Regions from separate parts of the Mus musculus genome. Here regions 1, 2 and 4 are each linked to region 3. A link is a loop called in an ENCODE intact Hi-C map of the cell type or tissue named here. Cell type or tissue: heart. All regions are shown on one strand.

Evidence for each region. Peaks named below come from ENCODE experiments on the same cell type or tissue, not always from the same donor. Only the 100,000 strongest peaks of a DNase experiment are listed, where the experiment ranks them.
Region 1: a loop joins it to region 3, with 3 times the contacts of the local background. A loop is called at or near these places in 32 of 42 quality-filtered maps.
Region 2: it touches region 3 in a loop (2.2-fold over the local background); 4 of 42 quality-filtered maps call a loop at or near these places.
Region 4: it touches region 3 in a loop (5-fold over the local background); 16 of 42 quality-filtered maps call a loop at or near these places.

The regions. Positions count from the first base shown.
Region 1 is chr17:71,872,498-71,876,497 of GRCm38, reverse strand. Alk (anaplastic lymphoma kinase) reads left to right here. Exons shown (of 29, transcript NM_007439.2): 27 at 1,422-1,556; 28 at 2,290-2,380. Among named protein-coding and RNA genes, the nearest start is that of Gm30140, 92 kb to the right of the region's middle. In heart, CTCF peaks have their summits at 2,197 (motif pointing right) and 3,306 (motif pointing right); a DNase peak (open chromatin) is centred at 817; H3K27ac peaks cover 392 bases.
Region 2 is chr17:71,614,454-71,618,453 of GRCm38, reverse strand. Wdr43 (WD repeat domain 43) reads right to left here and starts at 2,239. Exons shown (of 18, transcript NM_175639.1): 1 at 1,969-2,239. The coding sequence starts at 2,193. In heart, no CTCF peak of the experiment used is centred here; DNase peaks (open chromatin) are centred at 1,643 and 2,283; H3K4me3 peaks cover 2,970 bases; H3K27ac peaks cover 1,614 bases.
Region 3 is chr17:71,549,750-71,553,749 of GRCm38, reverse strand. It overlaps Spdya (speedy/RINGO cell cycle regulator family, member A), which reads right to left and starts at 1,689. Exons shown (of 7, transcript NM_029254.1): 1 at 1,609-1,689. In heart, a CTCF peak has its summit at 1,690; a DNase peak (open chromatin) is centred at 1,729; H3K4me3 peaks cover 1,751 bases; H3K27ac peaks cover 951 bases; H3K27me3 peaks cover 1,585 bases.
Region 4 is chr17:72,785,442-72,789,441 of GRCm38, reverse strand. No RefSeq gene overlaps it. Among named protein-coding and RNA genes, the nearest start is that of Ypel5, 49 kb to the left of the region's middle. In heart, no CTCF peak of the experiment used is centred here; no DNase peak of the experiment used is centred here.

The DNA of each region.
Region 1 (4,000 bases), 320 kb before region 3:
CAAAAGGCAAATTGAGATACTACAATAATATGCCCTGACAGATAACCTCGTGCAAAAGACGTGAACAGACAATATATAAGTTTAAAAGTAATGATTAGATGAACAGACTTCATTAAAACACTCTACCATATAAAGTCACGGGTTGCCATATTTTCCCAGACCTGAATTCAATGCCCAGAACATGCATTCTGGAAGGAAATATCATTGATTTTTTACCATTCTATTAGTTTGAGACTGTTTATCTAAGGAACTTGTGGTAACCCATCCTGCATTCCCAGTACTCCAGAGGCAGGGGGATTTTGAGTTTGAAGCTCGCTAGGCAATGAAGCAAACTTGAAGCCTCAAGCTGTAATACAGAATGAGACTCTGTCACAGAAAAAGTAAAATAAAATTAACTAAAATCAAAGTGCAGGAAGATGGCCACTCAAGGTTCAAAATATTTTGAAAACCGAAAGAAGTGTGATAAGGGCAACCATGTTTCATGGCAATCGAGTATTTCACAGACATTTCACATCCTAGTTGTAAGACTTTTATTTTTAGCATGGAAAGCAATGGTGCTGTGATGATATGAGCAGAATTATCAAGGCTCCATAGCCTAGAAACCTAGGCACAAAGCCCCACCAGAATGAAGAACATGTCAGCAGGAGCCGTCTTTTAATAGAGAGTCCTGGGTGGCGCTTGGTCATTCTCTTCACTTTTCTGAACCTAGAAAGTCCGCTGGGACTGGAGAGAGAGCTCAGTCAGTGACGTGCCTGTAGGTCACAGGAATAAAGATCTGGCTCAGTCTCCCGGAACCCAAAAGAAGGGAAGAAAGGGCGGAGGCTGAGTGCTGGCATGGATGGGGGGACAGGAACAGGTGGACCTCTGGGGTTCACGGGGTTCATAGTCAGCCTAGCTTTCTTGGTGAGCCCTGGGCCACTGAGAGACTGTGTCTAAAAGTATTTTATAAAGTTTCTTTTTTATTAAAAAGGCAAATTAGGAGCAGGGGAAATGACCCCATGGTTAAGAGCACTTACTGCTCTTACAGGGTACCTGGGTTCCAGTCCCAGCTCCCATATTGAACAGCCCACCCCTGCCTATAACTCTAGATCCAGGAAATCTGGCACCTTCTTCTTCCCTCTATGAACACCTGCAAATACACACAGACAGACAGACAGACAGACAGACAGACGCAGAGACAAAGATGAGAAAGAGATTTAATAATTCTTAGAAATTAAAGTAGATGGTTTCTAAGAAACAATATTTAAGATTATTGTCCTTTGACCTCCATGTATATGTGTGCAAATGTTTGTATGCATAAGCCTACACACACACATGCACACAGGAAAGGAGTCCTTTGTTACAGAAAATGGTTTAAAGGAAAACAGTAAGAACTTAGGTTTCTCTGTGTGTGTCCACATCACTATCTGTTCTCTGCCCAGGTCTTTTGGAGTGTTGCTATGGGAAATATTTTCTCTTGGATATATGCCGTACCCCAGCAAGAGCAACCAGGAAGTTCTGGAGTTTGTCACCAGCGGAGGACGGATGGACCCGCCTAAGAACTGCCCCGGGCCTGTGTACGACCTTTGGGAACTTCCTACTAGAACCTGAGCGTGGTCTTGTTTTTATTTGGATCTGCAAATGCGCCTTTAAAATTAAAGTGAAGTTGGTAGCCTTCTTTTCAGATGTCCCGAGAGTGTCCCAGAGACTTCTGTAAGATGGGTCAGTTTTCCAGCCCATCAAACACAATTATGTTATCCCAGAAAGGCTAGAGGCTGCAGACCCACTTCTCCTACATGTCTCAGTTGCCTTTAGAAATGTGTACCCCAGACCCACCCAGTTGGCCCTGCACTCTTAAGTATATCTCCCTTAAATATCACCCCCAGCATGCACACACAAAAAAAGAGAGAGGGGGCAGTGGTGGCACACGCCTTTAATCCCAGCACGCGGGAGGCAGAGGCAGGCAGATTTCTGAGTTCGAGGCCAGCCTGGTCTACAGAATGAGTTCCAGGGCTATACAGAGAAATCCTGTCTTAAAAAAACAGAGGGGAGGGGTGAGCTTGTCCCCTATAGTGTTTTCTGTCCCCTATGGTGTCCCTCACCTCCTTTCCAAAAAACAAGATGGGGAATAAATTACTTCATCCTAAACATGGCTTTAGAGAAGTGGCATTTGATGTAAACTACCTGGGTGTCTTTGGGGATGATCCCCTGTCCCACCAGCAGGGGGCAGCATAGATCAATCAGGTGGACCTACTTGTCTCCCCTTCCGGTGCTTCTCCTGACTTTTCATTAAGGCGCTCATCCTTTCAGATACCGGATAATGACGCAGTGCTGGCAGCATCAGCCTGAAGACAGACCCAACTTCGCCATCATTTTGGAGAGGATCGAATACTGCACCCAGGTATAAATGTTTTCTCCCCTTGACCAGCCTCTAATCTACACGGGGAAACTGTTTCAAGACACCAGAGAATAATGCTAATTGTGAGACACGGTATTCCTGATCCCGGAAGTGACAGGATTTGCATCCCACTTTGCCAATGTCCTACAATAAACACTGGAAACTTCCCACTTTCATGTCACAGGGCCAGACAGAATCTATTCAATTCGCAAGCAAAATGACATCCCTGCTAGACAGCTAATGTTGTGTGTTCTTCTTAACAATTAAAGTATAATTGCATCATTCCCCTTTCCTCACTCTGGCCCCTCCCATCTCCAAACCCACCCCCTAACCATGTTCTTCTCAAATTCATGGCTTATTATTATTATTATTATTTCATATGTATATAAATACTGTCTGCAGAATCTACTTTGTATTCCATGTGATTTCATACGATTTCAGAGCCAACCACTTCTATTGGATAACCAATTAGAGAATTCCACTCCGGGGAGAATAATTCTCCCCTCTCAGCTATCATCAGTTGCCTGTAGTTCTTTGTCTAGGAGTGTGGCCCATGATATTTCTCCCTTTCATGTTAGCGTGTCTGTTGATGTTTGGTTCTTATTCAGTTACTCATATTGTTGAGGTATCAAGGACAGCTAGGCAACTACTTGTTTTGTAAATGAAACGGGATATAAAGGAGAAGAACGAAAGCTCTCAAGAATTACAACCTGTGAATTAATTCCCATTAAATAGATAGTAATTACATAATAGCTAAACCACTCTGGAGAGATGTTCAAACCATTCATCGGTAGCACTGGTATGGACTTATACTATATAAGTTGCTTTTCTATGTTTTTTTTTTTCAAAGATTTGTTTTTATATTGTTTGGGAGTAAGTTTGCCTTACATGTATGTTTGTGCACTACACACGTGCAATGCCCATGGAGGCCAGAAGAGGGCGACAGATCTCTGATCTGGCATTTACAGCCACCAAGTGGGTCCTGGGAACTGAACCTGGTTCCTCCAGAAGAACAAAAAGTGTTCTTAACTGCTGAGCCATCTCCAGCCCTGGATTTCCATGTTATTTTTATTTTGCTCTCGGGGAGGGTTCCTTTTATCCCATTTTATAGAGGAGTAGCGGGCTAGGCTAAGAGACAGCCCTCTCGTGCTTCCTCCCGTCTGGACTGAATCGTGACTGTTCATCTTTGTCCTCAGCAGACTGTACCTCCCTACTCATCATCAGCTAGACAGGGGAATAGAGGTAGTGGCGGGAGGATTCTTTCCCTCCCGTGTCTCACACAGACCCAGAGCATCTTCCTATCACGGTCTCACCAGCGGCCTCTCAGGACTTTATGTCAGTGACCAGTTTTTCCTTTACTGTATCCCTTCTTTCCCTCCCTCCCGCCTCTGATCCTGTCAGCATACAAAATTAAAGTAGCATCCTCTCCCTATGCCCTACACCCCCACTTGAGCCTTGTTCCCCAATTTCACTTCTTCTAACGTTCTCTCCCACCTACGAGTTGCCCCCTCTGACTCCCTGGTATCTCCCTAACATGGACCTTTCCCAACTTCATGGCTTTTCACAGTTGCTCTTGTTTGTTAAGTCCAGTTTGCACCACCTGTACGTATTAGCTAGGGTTAC
Region 2 (4,000 bases), 65 kb before region 3:
TGGGAACTGACAGCTCTGCAGCCATCCATGATGAAGTGCAAGGGTAGGAGTTCACCGTGTAAGGGGCTAGGCTGGGATCCTAGTGCTACCGCTTGTTAGTGACCAACCATGCCGTTTAGCTTCCTGAGCCCTGACTGCTTTTCTAGCTCTGATTTTGTGGTACTATTGATTCAATCCAGGGTCTTTCATATGCTAGGCAAGTTTTCTATCTTTGAGCTACATCCCAGCCTAAGTCTGTTTACTAATTCCCAGACATTTAGTAGTTGCATAGCAGAAATGGCAACATATAGATAAAAAGAAAGTGAAACTTACTGGCACTTGAAAGCAGGGCTTGCTGGGGACTGCACCGGCACTCTGGGGATGCTAACCACTGGGCACATCCAATCCAGCACACCACTTGGGAACCAGGACTCGGGTCATCTTGTCACATAAAGTTGCTTTAATTTGAGGAGCTTTGTTGAAAAGTTAAAGTTGGGCTCCTTTAAAAATGGTTGTATCCCTACTGTATCACAGTGGATGAAAATCTCCAAACCGCTATTTTTGAAATTTGGATTTTGTTCTGGGACATAGAAGATTGGAAATGAGTATCTAATACTATCTGTTGAGGACAACCAAGAACTTCAAAGACACGAGTTCCGAGTCTAGTTCCTGTTGGCCTTTATTGAAATTGCTTGCTTTGACATACCTTGTGGACTAAGGACAAAAATACAAGATACTAATACCACTAGTAATTAGCACTTCACTTAAGGCGCTATACACTATTCTAAGTGATTATCCTCATGTTATAAGTAGGGAACAAAAAACACAATTATTACAGAGGCTGGACTCCTACTTTTACAGCCTGGCTACAAGCACTTAGCTAACTGCTCTCTCTGTATTTCTGAGTGTTAGTAAGTACTCTCACCACTTTACAGGACTGTTAAGTTAAAAAGAAAACTGTATAAAGTTAAAAAAAAAAGTGCAGCAGCTCTAATGCTGACAATTACATAACTTTCACAAATCTGATTATGTTTGACTTATAGGGCCTCATATCTGCTCTTTGTCACCAAGAAAAGCTGGAATCCGGTAAGTAGCTAACCACTGTCACACAGAGTATAGCAACTTAGATAAAATAAATTTATGTGAAAGTTTACTCTTGGGATGGGAAGGAGTAAGCTATCCCAACAACTTTAACATCAGTGACAGCAAAACGTCACATATTTTAGGATACCTTTTACACCGGTTCCAGATTTTTGCCTGCCGACTGCCTAACCACGTGCGTGCCGAGATCTAACCGGGTGAGTCAACAGTGAGCAGCATTTACCTGACAGCGAAAAGGATTCCCTAACTAAGCAGTTTCCCAACTACGAGAGAAAAAAAAAAAATCACCAGGACCTACATCATATGCCCTACTCTATTTCACTGTACCTCCGCTGAGAAAGAAGGGAACTTAGAAATGGAAAAGAGTTTGTGGGACGACGAATCCCACAACCTAGAGGCAGAAGGGAACACGTGTTGAACACGCATCCGAGCCGAGGGAAGGGGCTCCCGGAAGGAACTTAACCTAGACGTGCGCATTCCAAGTGCCCAAAGCAAAACCAATACCGGGGTCCGGGATGCGGAAGCGCGAGACGGTCCTAAAGTGCGCACCGGGTAGCTCTGATGGGGACCCAGGCCTGGGAAGTCTGAGGCCGCCCCCCGGGGGAGCAGAGGCTTCGATGAACATGGCGGCCCAGAAGCAGCCGGGGTGCAGACCTCGTGGAGACCGCGGGATCGGGCCGCACCCTCCCGCAGCCCCCCTCGGGCCAGGCCGCACTTTGCAGCCGCGGCGCCGGCCCAAGCGCGCCGCCGGCCCGGCTCCGCGCCTCCTCTCTCCCGGGACGCCCCGGGCCACGCGCGCCAGGGGTGCCACGCGCCTCGCCGCCCGGCCCGGGATGCCGCAGCCCGGCAGGAGGTCCCCGTCCCCGTCGCCGTCCCCGCTCATCCTACCTTGGCCTGCAGCCGTGCTGGCGCCCAGGCCAGGCAGGTGCAGGTACCGCTGAGGTGCGCGGAAGGCACGTACTCCTGGTGCAGCCGGTTGTTGGCGGTCTCCCATACTCGCAGCTGACCGTCACTAGAGGCTAAAGCGAAGTAGGCTTGACTGTCCGGCGAGAAGGCGCAGGGGACCCCCGCCGGGGCCAAGGGGTCGTAGCTACCGCCGCCTCCGGCCGCCATTGCTGCTCTGGCTCCGCGGCAGCCACGTGTTCGCCCGGGCGCAGGCGCACCGGCGCGGGGTGGGGCCTGCAGGGAGGAAGTGGGGCGGAGGGAACGCTGAGAGCCCAAGAAGTGGCTGGTCGTGACGCAGGCCAGCGTTTAGCCGGGCCCACCCTGTGGACGGTGGCTCAGTGGGGTCCTTCTTAACTTGTCCTGCGAAGGAAGCGCGAGGGGAAGTGATTTGCATACTACCGAGCCAGATCCTTCTTTTAAAACTACGTCCTATGAAACAACTAGACGAAATGTTTAAAAGAAATATTTACTTACATCTCCGAGATTGTAACAGCTGTTTCCATGTTTCTTTAGTCTCTTCGAGGACGTGGCCATGTACGTACAATAATTATCCAATCATAGTTCTATCAAAGTTAGAGTTGGGGCTTGAAGAAACAAGATGCCTCTTTTATCTGTGTTAACACACAGAGATACTATTGGACAAGAGAGGAGGTCAAGTTGGGTGTAAATAAAGAATCCGGGCGGTGGTGCCTCACGCCTTTAATCCCAGCACTTGGGAGGCAGAGGCAGGCGGATTTTTGAGTTCGAGGCCAGCCTGGTCTACAGAGTGAGTTCCAGGACAGCCAGGGCTATACAGAGAAACCCTGTCTCAAAAAACAAAAAACAACACACACACACACACACACACACACACAAAAGAAAAAAAAAAAAAAAGAAAAGAGAAACCAAACATATATTCCCATCTGGATGTGTGCCTTTTAATCCCAGCACTCTATCTGAGGCAGACGCAGGCACGGTCTAGAAACTGAATTCTATAACATCGAGGACTATAGGGAAACTGTCTCCAAAAGATAAATGATAGATAGATAGAAGAAATTTTTTCCTTATTTTATTGGTTCTTTTTTTTTAATTATTGGTTATTTTGTTTATTTAAATTTCAAATGTTACCCCCCCCCCGGGTTTCCTCTCCTAGAACCCCCATCCTACCCACCTCCCCCAGGCTGCTTCCTCACCCACATGCACACTCCCGCCCCACCACTCTAGCATTCCCCTACGCCGGGGCATCATGTCTTCACAGGACCAAGGGCCTCCACTCCCTTTGACGACAAACAAGGCCATCCTCTGCTACATATGCAGCTGGAGCCATGGGTCCCTCCTGTGTACTCTTTGGTTGATGGTTTAGTCTCTGGGAGCTCTGATGGTACTGGTTGGTTGATGTTGTTCTTCCAATGGGGCTGCAAGAGCCTCTCAGGAGACATCCATATCAGGCTCCTATCAGCAAGCACTTCCTGGCATCAGCAATAGTATTTAGGTTTGGTGGCTGTATATGGGATGGATCTCCAGGTGGGGCAGTCTCTGGAAGGCCTTTCCTTTAGTCTCTGCTCCACTCTTTGTCCATGTATTTCCTTTAAACAGGAGCAATTCTGGGTTAAAATTTTGAGAAGGGTTAATGGCCCCATCTCTCAACCAGGGACCGTGCCTAACCTCTGGATACAGGTTCTCTCTCCCCTTTGTTGGGTAATTCAGCTAAAGTCATCCCCCTTGGGTCCTGTAAACCTCTTGCTTTCCTAGCGTCTGGGACTTTCTGTTAGCTACCCATCCCCGTTGCTACATGCCTATGTTCAATTTCCTTACCCTCTATAGATCTCCCCTGCTCCTCCCACACCTGTTCCTGCACCCCCCCTCTTTTCCTCTTCCCCTCCTACATTCCTCCCAAGTCTCACTCACCCTCTACCTCCCATGATTATTTTGTTCCCCCTTCTAAGTAGGACTGAAGCATCCACACTTTGGTCTTCGTTCTTCTTGACCTTCATAT
Region 3 (4,000 bases):
CATTAAGTTTCTCAAAAAGGACCAGGGCAGGGCTAGATTCAGAGGTAAGACAGATATATCAGAATGCAGAACACTGTGCTACATTGTCCAGGAGCTAAGTTTTACTCAATGGTAAGTGACTTTTAAACAATGTTTTTATATTGAAACAAAATAAGAAAATGCAAACTTCATGTATCAGATTATTTCATCTAAGACTTGAGAAAACAGGGAAAGGAAATGGCTGAAATTCCCAAATAGAGATTCACTAAAGTTCATAAAGACTGAATCAAAGTTTGTGCAGTTAAGAGCTTACGAAGAAAAACTGCAGCCTGTGTCAAATTCTACTTTGCTGTATTTTTTTTAAATTTAGCTCTTTGTTTAGATGCATCAATGAGTAAGAGTTCTAATGCAAGAGGGAAGAAATAAAGAACAAGTGAAAAAACGATGAGGCATTTCTCAAGAGAAAGAGTGAACGGGGAAATAAGAGAAGCTCGCTGATTGTCTCCAAACAAGACACATTCTGTCCTAAAGGGAAGCTGCTTAAGACGAAGTAACGAAACAAGACTCAGAAAAATAAACAACTCCCAAGAGTCGACAGGCCCCTGTCCAAGGTTCTAAAGCAGTAAGGACGGCAGCTTTCCCAGGGCTTCCCCTGAGCTGGGTGGACTTTTCAGGGACGCAGCTTGAGCCACACAGGCTCTATCTGTCAGTAAGCCCTCTCCCACAGATACCCTTGTAAACCCGGGCTTCACCAAAGCGGACTTGGGTGGAATCCCTACTTTGCTCTGTCACGAATGCCCTGTCTAGGGTGAGCAGATATTGATCGATTTGGACCTCTGAAGGAAAAGTCTCACAACATAAAAGTTAAAGATCCTTCAACTCAGTGGCATGCATTCGACCCAACATTGGGAAAAAAAAAATCACAGCAAAATTCATAAAGACGATGTCCGGGTGTGTGAGGTCTGGGGTTCTGTTTGTCTGGTACATACAGCTGAATTCTGTAAGCATCTGAAGAAACTCTGGCGACAGGATCATATGTATGTGTATGGCTAGTGGTTACTATATATATTACATATGTGTGTGTGTGTATACACACGTATACATACACACACACACACACACACACACACACACATATATATATATTAGAAATAGTTTCTCCGTGTGAGCATCTGACAGTCAATCGCTGACGACAGGGGGCAGGTAGGCAGGAAAACTTTCGTACTTTTGGAGAAAGTGGCTAAAGGTGTCGCGATGAGACGCGACAGCTCAGAACTCCAGCCCGGGAGGACTCGGGCCGGGGGCGTGGGACACGGGACACAGCGGCAGGACTCATCCCTCAGCCCCGTGAAGAGGCCGAGCCTCGCTCCCCACCGCGCACCAACCCCGCGCCACCCGCCGGAGCCGCACTGCCCGGTCTCCCTCCTCTCGCCCCGCACCGCCAGTTCCCGTCCCCGCCTCCGGGATGCCCGGCCCTTGGGGCCGGCGGGGCTGCTCGAGGCCGCGGGGATGTGGGGCTGAGGCGTCCCCGCCTCCTCACGCAGGACTGTGGGAGCGAGAGGGAGGGCACAGGCGACACCCAGAACCCCGCCATCAGGCCCCGGCGGGCGGGCGGGCAGGTGAAGGTACCTGCGCAGGCCGGCGAAGAGCGAGCGGCCCCACAGCCTCCGCCTCAGCGATCTACCTCAGGCGGTTGCGTGCTGGGTCGCTAGCCGCAGGCCGCAAAACCCGCCTAAGAACCTCAAGCGGAGGGCCGGGAGCGCGCGGCCGCGGGAGCCAATCAGAGCACGGGAACCGCCGAGGGCGGGGCCTGCGCTATCGCCCCGCCCCGCCCCTCGCTGACCGGGTCGCCTCCGCCTTCTGCCGTTATTCCGCTCCAGCTCTCTGTATCTTGATGCGGTCGCGCTTTCCCTCGAACGCTGGCTGTGCGGAGCGGTTGAGGAGCCCCGGACAGGACGAGGGGACTGGGCTGCCCTGAAGGACCAGGGCTGCTTGCCGTTCCCCCTCCCTGCCTCTCTGCTCGCGCCTTGGACCTGGGTGCTTCTTCCCTTGTGCACAAGTGTGTAAGAGGAGAAAGAGCCCACGCATGCTAGCTCAAAAGGTGTGAAATAAAGTGGCCTTTAGTGAGCAAAGGGCAACGTTCTTCCATTCACAGCCCTAAATGCTCCTTTTGTCATGCCCGTGCCTTCCTGAGACTCCTGGGATATAGCTGGTGCATAATCAACGCTTGCCAGTCCCACCCCTCCAATTCAGAATCTGCTTTATATATATAGTATGAGAGCACCATACAGTTCTGACTTGTTATCAAACTCAAGTAGACTAGTAACTGAACTGGTAATTAAGACTCTCTGTGGAATTTTGGGTTGGTCCATACATCCAGAGATTAACAGACAACATGAGTTGGGTTGTGGAATCTTCCCCCTTTTAGCTACCTGTACTCAGTGTTTTGTAGAACTTCCTTAAAATGTGACTGAGTAGATAAAACCAAGGTCATGGTAATGTTAATGGCTTAGACAAAAGTGTTACCAGCCCATTAGATCTTCAACCTCTCTCAGGCTATCAATTCACCTATAAAATCTCTAACAAGAAACACTGAGTCAGGAACTTAAGGAAACTGATGCTACGTGATGCTGAAGTACACTGAAAAGGTATGTTTCCATAATAATGTAAAAAATATTCTAAACATACATACAATGAGCCCTTTGAGTAGGAGCTAATTCGACTGTTGTTAAGATCTCAGGTTCAGGGATAGAGAGACAGCTCTATGGTTAAAAGTACTTGCTGCTCAAATTCCTAGCACACATGTGGCAGCTCACAACCACCTGTAACTACAGTTCTAGGGTATCCAACATCATCTTCTGGCCTTTGCTGACATAAGGCACACATGTAGCACACATGCATACATGCAAACAAGACACTCATAAGCATTCAATTTTTAAAAATGAAAATGAGTAAACATCTCAGGTCCATTAGCAAATGGCACAACAGAAAGTACCTTAAGTAAGGAACCCAAATAGAATTCAGTTCTTTGTTTGTTTGTTTGTTTGTTTTTTGAGACAGGGTTACTCTGAATAGCCCTGGCTGTCCTGGAACTCACTTTGTAGACCAGGCTGGCCTCGAACTCAGAAATCTGCCTGCCTCTGCCTCCCGAGTGCTGGGATTAAAGGTGTACGCCACCACGCTGGGCTAGAATTCAGTTCTTAGTCTCCAGCCACCCCAGTTATCCCGAGGACCTGCTCCCTCATCTTAGCTGTATCTTCACAAGCATGTATTGAGGATGAAGCAAGATATTGGTAAACTGGGAACTGTGCACACAGTGCTTTAGCACTTCCAAGGATGTGACAACTTGTAGAGAGAATCTCTTATGTACTGTGTGGAAGCATCACCTGTTAGCTGAGGCAGGAAATAGAAGGTAGGACATCTGGCAGAGAAAGAAAGGATTCTGGGAAAGATCCAAGAGCAGTTAAGGTCGGCCACCTGGACTAAGAGGAGACGGACATATGAAACTGAGGAGAGGTAACCAACCATGTGGCAGACACAAACTAGAACAAACAGATTATATAAGTTATAAGTTAGTTGGAAAATGAGCCAAAACTTATGGCCTAGGCATTTATTCATAAATAATTAAGTCTCGGAGTCACTTCAGAACCAGTGCCAGTGGGAAACCCCGAGCCTGCAACAAGTTGGTGGTGCATGATAGGAAAAGTGAGAGGACGTAGAAACTCCTTCAAAGAATGTGAGGCCCAGGGCTGAGGGTGGCTTAGCAGTTTAGAGCACAGGTTGCTCTTCTAAAGGACATGGTGGCTTACAACCATCCCTCCAGAGGGTCCAATGATTCTTTTGGCCTCTGCAGGCATCAGGCACATAACAGTGCACATACATACATACACACATACAAACAAACATACATACATACATACATACATACATACAAACACCCAAATACATAGAAATAGTATTTTTTAAAAAAATTAAAGAAAAGGAAAAAAAACGTAAGCTGGTCCTTTGAAATAATTAAGAG
Region 4 (4,000 bases), 1.2 Mb before region 3:
TATTTATAATGGAGCTGGAGAGATAACTTGCTCTTAGCAGTGGTTAAGAGCATGTCCTTGCAGAGGACCCAGTTCTCAGCACCCACATTACACAGTTCATATCCACTTGCAATGCCAGCTCCAGGGGATCCTATACCCTCTTTTGGACTTCTTCACATATGTTCACACATACTTAAAAAAATAAAATAAATGCTAAAAACAAGGAAATTATTAATAATGTATATATTTGTTACCTAGGTTTCTGAAAGCAACAAACAAAATAGGATTTTCTCTCAAAGTGTTAGAAGGGCAAGAGGCAGCGGTGGGTACCTGGAACCATGGTGGTACCTGGCGGGCCCATGCCAAGGTGCCCCTGGAGAAATCACACCATGCAACAGACCTGGTACAAAAGGGGGTTTATAAAAGGGGAAGGGAAGGGAATGAGGGCCTGGAGAAGGGGTAAAGGCAGACAGACAGGAGCCATGAGGACAGAGAAGGGAGGGACAGAGAAGGACCAAAAGAAGGACAGAAAGGAGAAGAGAGAGAGAGACCGGCTGAGAACACATGGGCACAGAGAATGCTTCCGGGGTGGAAGGGTAGTCCTTTTATACACCACCACCCAGGCCTGGTGCCTTTCCTAGGTTTCTGGGAGGAGCCTAGTGGGATCACCTGTAAGCCTACACTCAGGAGCCATCAAAGCTGAGGGAGCAAAGACAGGAGAGGTTGGAGTCATGAAGGCTTTTCACCTTGGAGGAAGGCTGCGTAGTTTGTTCCATCCAACACTGGTATATCTAAGCTCCCAGGAATGATTTGGGATCTGACCTCTGAGAAAGGGCCCAGCGCAGTGATTCTTGACCTCCCTAATGCTGTGACCCTTTAATACACTTCCTCATCATTGTGACCCCCATCATCATTTTCGTTGTTACTTTATAATTTTGATACTATTATGAATCATAATGGAAATATCTGATATGCAGAATATCTGACAAGAAAAAGTCATTTAATTTCCCAAAGGGTTTGTGACCCATTAGGTCCACTGGCCTCGCTGGTTGTGATGAGCTCTTGAGGGTATGTGATGAGACTTGTCTGGTTAGAGCCAATAATTGGGGCCCTGAATCCAGTTGCTGGCATGGGAAAGAACTGGGGGTAAATGAGTGAGGAAGCATTGCTAAAGGCAAGCTCTAAGAAAGAGGAAGGAAGCTGGAAGCCACAGAAGATGTTCCCTTCTTCTGTCTCCATCCATTCTATTCTTAGTACCTCCTATTTATTGAGAGGGCCTGCCTGGTAGCCTGCTGGCAAGTTAGAAATAAGGTGTGGAAAGAGTCAGTCACAGTATCACAAAGTAAAGTGTACATGACTTAGCTTAATAACTGGAATGAGCAGGTACTGGTGTATTTATAGCACAAAACAGATGATTTCACAGCACTCGAAATGCTGACATCAGTATTAAATAAACGCGGATCTTATATAACCTTCTCAAAATAGAAACAACTCAAAGCAGAGAACACACGTGAGAAAATGAAGGATGCAATTCAGCAAACATAGAACAGCATGCAGATCACGAAAGATAATGTGGCAGAAATACAGACCTGCTGGGCATGTGGTGGCTGTAGACAGTCAAATTAGATTTCACAAACACCCTTTTCTCTCCACAGGCTCTTACCCAAAGTATCCATTTCCTTTTAAAGCAATTATCACCAAAGAGGGCCAGGGAAACATCTCAGTGAGACCGTGTTTGCCTAGCTAGCATGCACAAAGCCTTGTTTTCAACCCTTAGTGTCAACAGAAGAGCAGCATCAGAGCCAGACCTGATGCTGCATTCTTCTAATCTCAGCACTTGGAAGCTAAGGTAGATGGGTTGCTATAAGTTTGAGGCCAGCCTGGACAACATAGTATCAGGCTAGATTGGCTACTCAGCAAAATCCTGCTCACTACTCAAAACCTTCATGAGGTTGGGAGAAGGTAGGGGTGGATATAGGAGGAGTTGGGGGAAAATGAGAGTGCATGTGTATATGACCAAAATATAGTGTGCATATGTATTCAATTCTCAAAGCAATAACAAATATATTATCCTAAGAAACTTTCATGAATACATAGAGAAAAGTATAGAGTTTTCATAGTATTTTGGCAGCAAATTCTCAAACCTTCTAAGGTTTATGTAAAACATTTGGTTCATTTAGATATTTCTGTGTTCTTTGAAATAAGATCTACTTATTCTTGGAGAATTTTATACATGTATATAATGCATTTTGATCATATGTACCTCTTTGTCCCTGTCCTCCTTCATAACCCATTGTATCTAGTCAGTGCTGTATGCATGTGCGTGGGTCCTCTACCAGAGACCCCACTTCTGCAGAGAACTGATTCCTCCTCCCATAGTAGCCATCAGCTGTCAGTGGCCCCTCAGCTCCTGGTGGATCCTTCAGAGCTCCTCCTCCATCTGTGTTGGCACGTTGATCTGTGCAAGGAGCCATAGTAGTATGTTCATGGATGCAACAGCCTTGTTGTGTCCAGAAGGCACCATTTCTAAGCAGTCTACACTATACTCTGCCCCATGCTGTCTTTTCACCCACTTCTGTGACATTACCTTAGTCTTGGGGTAAGGGTAAGCATTCTTACTAGTTGTGATTGGGGGAATCCAATTCTTATCTTCCTTTAAGAAGGGCAGATACAGTGTCTAAATAATGATGGGCATTGTGTAAATAATGGGGGTTCACATACATGGTTGCAGTAATTGCTGAAAATCATCTCCGGGAACATGATGTAGGCTCTAGGGAGCCTGGGCAGCGGAACGAGCACAGAATTGGTAGCATTCATACTTCCTTTGTATGCCCTCTACGGTGCTTGCCTAGGTTTTGTTCGAATGAGCAACATTGTGTTTGGAAAGTTGTAGAGCTAATTTGAGACTCGGAATGAACTCTCTTGCCAATTATGAATTATTGTTATTATTTTACTTCACTTAGATGGTTGAGCTAGTAAAATACTCATAGACTCAATCCATTTTGAAATTCAAAATGAAGAAAAAGGGGAAAGATAGTTGTTTGAGTCTCCGTGAAAGCTGCCCCTTTTGGTTCTTGTGGATGGCTCTAGCAGGCTCTCACCTGAAAACCTGAGATTCGTTTACAGGAGCCTGCGCTTTGATGCTTATCTCTCTTTAGACAACACAGTCTCTATTGAGATCCTCAGCACATTCATTGCAATTTTCTTCTGATCCTCGCCCCCCCACCCTTCCCGGCTCTCAGGCCACTTTCAGCAACTATCTTGAGAGGAGAATGCAGAGTTGGGTGTCTGACTCACAGCCTCATGCTGACCTCTTTAACAACTAGATTCAGCAACTAAGCAGGGCTCCTAGGGCTCCCAGAGAGTGAAGCGACAGTCAGGGAGTCTGTATGGGCCTGAGGCAGGTCCTCTGCATGTATGTTACAGTTGTGTAGCTTGGTGTTCTTATGGGACTCCTAAGAGTGGGAGTGAGTGTGCCTCAGATTCTTATACCTGCTTTTGGGAACTTTTTCCTCCTCATCCAGCCGTGATAACGAGAGTATGTGCCTAGTCTGATTGTAACTTGTTATACTGAGTTTGGCTCACACTCCTGGGAGGTCTGCTCTTTTCTGAAGGGAACTGGAGGAGGGAAGGCATCTGGGGGAGAGGGGAGGTGTGGGGAGCGCCTGGGAGGAGAGGAGGGAGGGAAACTGTGGATGGGATGTAATCTACAAAAGAAAAGAATAAGTTAAAAAATGAAACAGAACTCGATTCAAGTTTTTCATGTATTGATAAGTGTTTGAAAACATCTTTTATGAATTTGTGTGTGTGCGCGTGTGCATGTGACAAATCTGCATGTATATGTGTGTGCTGCAGCACTTGGGGGGCAGAGGTCAACTTTCAGGATTCAGTTCTCATCTTTCATCTCGTTGATGTAGGATCTCGTCTCTCTCATTGATGTAGGGTCTCTCTCATTTATGTAGGGTCTCTCTTATCTTGGCTCTTGTGCTTTATGCTCCAGGCCAGCTGGTGGTGAATTTCC